Linked DNA regions of Homo sapiens: region 1 is linked to region 2. The links are chromatin loops, found by intact Hi-C in ENCODE. Cell type or tissue: IMR-90. All regions are shown on one strand.

Region 1 (2,500 bases), 420 kb after region 2:
AAGCTCCCAAACTATGAACCACAATTATTTATATTATAATTGTAAAATATATATTTTTAAAAATATTTCAATTAAAAATGTTAGTATTCATTGAGACAAAAAACCATACACAATACCTAAACATATTTTGTCAATAATATGCAGTTAGAAACTATTCCTGTTGTTCAAAACACATCATCTCGTACCTTCAGAAAACTATTAGCTACCACACAAAACGATACCAGGAAAATATTTTGACCTGCCCTATAGTGTTTTTGGTGTTACTTGGTTTAAAAAAAAATCTTGCTGTTTTTATCTGGTTTAGACCAAATAGGCACCTCATAAAGAAAAATAGGTATAGTTTCAAATGTGACTTATCACGTGGTCCAAATAGGTCAGAGTGCCAGCTGCCATTAGCAGTGGGGCAAGACTAGCCATTGATGGCCCATGTTCATTCTTATTGGTCAGTGTCCCTGTCCAACTGTTTGTTAAATAAGCTTAATATCTCCCCCAGTCACTAATCATAATCCCAAATTAATTTATTCTTTTTCAGTAGTCATTTAATGAAAGTGACATTATCTCAAGAAATTCAGTAACAGGAATTTTATTCAAAACCTTTTCTGAGGATGTTTTGGGGTCAATATTATTATTTCTGTCCAATCTTGGTGCATTATCTCATACTTCCCTGTATCTCTATAGTGTCACATACTGGAGCAGAGACAGAAAGGGGATGAGAAGGAAAATCATCAGCTGTTAAAGAAGCATCCTAATCATTGCTCACATTTACCTAGAAGAAGGCAGGGAGTATAGAAACATTTATTACAAGGGGTGAAACAACTAGATTTCTTCTTGATCATTACTTTACTTCCAAGTTAACTATCATCTCTCCATGCATCCTGCTCCAGTAAGAATTTTCTGTGTAAGTCTAGGGCTGCAGTTTATTAAAAATTTTAACTTGCCCTTATAAACCTTATGGGAATCTGAATTGAGATAGCCAGAGATATCTGGCCAACTAATCATTATTATTTCTTGAAATCTGGATGTTTATGTATGCAGCTCCAAGCTGATTTGTATTCTGCACCAGTTACAGGAATAGATCTGCCAGGAAGTTTTGAAATTCAAGGACAGATAGGGTTAAGTCATAGCCCCAAACTACAGATTAGCCCAGCAAGGTCCTCCAAATCTTTTGCAATACACATTTGGTAATACGTGGGTCATTTAGTTCTGGCTTCCAGGCAGTTCAGCTAAAGGCTTAGGCTAGAGAATTGCAAAAGCTTATGATTTCTCACCAAGGAATGAAATGTGACGCAGTAGAGCAAACTGCAGACATTTAATACCAGATGTTAATGTAAAAATTGGAAAATTGTGACCCCCCCCCCCCACACGGTTATCTGACCCATGGCCTGCAGAATTCCATCACAAAGTCTGTAAGTCATCATTATTCCTGGATTCCTACACTATTAACTTTGTGCCTACTCTTTGTAGTGTAAAATAATAATTCTGAGTCATATAACTGAGATAATTAGATTATATCAATCTTGAGGCATTTTGTGCACACACTAACAGAGTAATTCAATTTCTTACCATAAAAATCAGAAGTAGAGCTTTTCTCATTAGTTGGATTTCCTAGTGACTTTTTAGAAATAGTTTGAGACATTTTTATTTCCTTTGCCTTCCACACCTACCTGACGTCACTAAATGCTGTAGGAAAGGAAGGAAGGAAGGGAGATTTTTCTTATTTGCACTGAAAGGTAAAAGAACATTTGAAACATATATTTCTGAACATTTTTACATTTATTTACACTTTTCCCTAAATCTGCACACTTTACATCTACACAGACACAATACAGTTTATGTAAGAATGATACACAAACTGCAAAGTGCTCTATAACTATGAAGAAAATTGTTCAAGCTCTGTTGCTTCAACTTCGGTCCCAAGGGAACAAAGGCTCAAAGAATCTCCTCTAAGCCCAGATTCAAGGTAGGGAGGACTTTTAAATGAGCTCTTCTTAACAGGACATGAGTATCTTACCTTCACATCTGGATACTTTTGTTACTCAAAATGATGAGAGAGGAAAGGAGGGTGTGGAGATACCTTCATGAATCATTAACAAGAAACAGCATTCAACTGACCCAGGTAAAATGCCACCACAGGGTTTAGCAGCTCTGTGGTGAGCTGAGAGAAAAGCCAGAGACAGCAGTGCATCAGGGGCTAGTCTAGAGAAATACAAACCAGTACAACAGCCTGAAGAGCCAGGCCCTGCCCTCAAGAGAACATCCAAGTCAGTTTCTTCTCTCTCTCTCTCTCTCTCTCTCTATATATATATATATATAGAAAATCTGTCTCTCTAACAAAGGCAATTGCAAATACACAACAGACAACACTGACAAGAACAGCTCACAGATTGGGTAAATGAGAAAAGGGCTTTAAGACCATCCTGTCCCAATTTCTCTATCAATGGACAAGGACACCAAGGCCTGGAGAAGTCAGGTGGCATGCCCCAGCTCACACAGATCAGCA
Region 2 (2,500 bases):
AATGCAATAGTAAGCAAATATACAGTCCATGCTTTTACAGAATTAACAGTTGGGAGTCAAGGGAGAACTCCAAGTCAGAGTGAGTAAGTTTAGGGCACATCGCAGGTTGTCAAACCCAACACAAGGAGAAGGGCATGGAAATCTTTTCTGAGAGGAAATAGCCTGAAGGATGAAAGGACAAAAGATAGAGGACAGATGTATTATCCTCAGAGGAAATGCTTTTTGTAGATGTTTGGTAGTAACAGTACTGCAAGATTGGGAAATGAAAAGTGATTTAACATCTTTCCAAGTATCAATGCTAAACTCACCAAGGTAAAGGTTTTTTTTCTATTAAAAATATAAGAACATTTACTCTTTATTAATTTGCATGCTTCGAATGATTGCTATGTTTATTAAAAACATAACTACCAGCAACTTAAATTAAATCTAAAAACATAGACTGTGAATTTGTTCACTGTGTATGCTCAATCTGGCAAGGGAAAACATCAATAATTAATAAAAAACTAATTAATAATTAATTAATAAAAAAGAGAACCAATTTCTCAAAGTTCATACAATGTTTTTCCTTTAAAGGGAAATTTTAAAGGCATAATTCAATTGGAATAATATATTTTTTCTGAATAACTGCATATTTTTCACTTTTTTATGATAAACAGTATGTTGTGTGTATTTTACAACAATAAAAATACATTCATACAAAACAGTAATGTTCATTTCGAACACATACAAAATAGTATACATTAAAATTGTTGTGTATGAAGTGAGAGGGGGGTACATGGGGAAAAGGCATAAGTGTGAAAAAAATGAATGAAATATTTTTTACTTTTTAATGCCTTTTCAATCTTTGACCATAAGTGTAACTTACCTATGTCAGCTGTTGACAAATAATCACTGTAAAATCGAAGTAATCTTTATGGAGTTTTTTCCCTAACAGTTTCTAAAATGTGAGAAAAATAATTTTGAGTCATATGTTTGGCATGTAAGGACAAAATTATGAAGGTTATCTACCACATTCTTTAAGATAAGACATACTTTTACTACCATGAGCACTGGATCACCTGTTTCAACTATGTAATCAAGACACTCAGTAGTCAAGCAGCTGTGCATAGTTTTATGCCCTCTAATTCATGAAGTATGCTACTTTCATAAAACTACTGATATGTCTTTGTTTTTGCAAAATTAGGCTCACCTCCCTTCTTGTATAAATAATGTGTTATAAAATAATGTTGGATGTTTAACAGGCACACAGAAGTGCTTTCAGCTTTGAAAAGATTCTGGCCAAATTTGGTCTTCAAATTTTCTCTTAACTGGCTGGAAGATGGCCAGATATTGAATAATAATAGATACCCCAAAGAAGATGAGCATAAATCTATATCATAGTTGCTATGTTGTAATTTAAAATTTATGATGTTTTGAAGTACTATTTAGTAGTTTATTAGATATTCAAATTAATATTACCACTAAAATCACTGCACTGTATAGAAGTAAATCTGTTACTGTTGCCATAAATCTTTTAATTTAGTCTGCAAAATCTTACAATGTACAACTGGGAACATTTTTATTGAGTGAATAAATGTAAGTATATAATTAATGTTAATTCTTTAAAAATACATATGCCAATATTGAAATTGGTACAGAGTACTTTATTCCATTCTGATTAATTCTCAAAATATCTCCATGCTGTAAGCTTGCAATTACACAGTTACTTCATTTCACGGAAGAAAAAAAAGACCCTCAGGAAACTGGCCAGCTTAATAAGTTTGCTGGTATATAAATTCTAACTGTTTTAAAATTATACATGGGCCTGTTTTACTTCCTATTTAGATGTTGTTCATTTTAGTGAAGAAAGATTGGTGTTCAAAATTAGCCAGTGTTTCAGATGATCCTATCAAAAACCTTTGCATACAATGTTGATTGTTTTCTGAAAATATTTGAGTAGTCAGTTAACTTACAAAGATTAGATATTGCATAGTAGGTCTGATGAGTCCATTGTGTGATTAACATCATTGTATATTAAGGAGCAAGAAGTTCATATATAGAATCTTGCTTTAAACCTTCCAGCTTTCCTTTTATCAACACAAGCTGGTTACTAAAAGACTGTGTAGAGGAAAAATGAGACATTCTTAAGTAAATTTTTTCCCTCAATGAAAACATGGGCCATTAGTATTAAGATAACAAAAATGACTACTACAACAAAAATTAAATGTGTGAGTGGTTTCTGTGTGCCTGGCACTGTGTTAAACACTTTATATACATTATTTAATTTAATCTTCACAGGGCTCTTATTAGGTGGGCAGACTTATGCTCATTTGCAGATGGGGGAGATTTGGCTCACAGAATTAAGTAACTTGCTCTAGGTTACATAGCTAGTAACTGTCAAAGTTGGGATGTGAATGCAAGTAGGTTTAACTCCAAAGCACAGCTTTAGTATCATCACATGTATCACTATACTGTCACTGGTGTTATTAAAACATCGCATATTACTTTGTATCAAGCAGTG

Evidence for each region. A loop is a pair of places that touch in the nucleus more often than their neighbours do. Peaks named below come from ENCODE experiments on the same cell type or tissue, not always from the same donor. Only the 100,000 strongest peaks of a DNase experiment are listed, where the experiment ranks them.
Region 1: it touches region 2 in a loop (2.9-fold over the local background); 2 of 110 quality-filtered maps call a loop at or near these places.

What each region holds. Positions count from the first base shown.
Region 1 is chr15:49,854,850-49,857,349 of GRCh38, forward strand. No RefSeq gene overlaps it. Among named protein-coding and RNA genes, the nearest start is that of DTWD1, 240 kb to the left of the region's middle. In IMR-90, no CTCF peak of the experiment used is centred here; a DNase peak (open chromatin) is centred at 1,232; H3K27ac peaks cover 1,792 bases.
Region 2 is chr15:49,434,342-49,436,841 of GRCh38, forward strand. The region is part of intron 11 of FAM227B (family with sequence similarity 227 member B); the gene reads right to left. The region is part of intron 2 of FGF7 (fibroblast growth factor 7); the gene reads left to right. Among named protein-coding and RNA genes, the nearest start is that of FGF7, 12 kb to the left of the region's middle. In IMR-90, no CTCF peak of the experiment used is centred here; a DNase peak (open chromatin) is centred at 1,070; H3K27ac peaks cover 810 bases.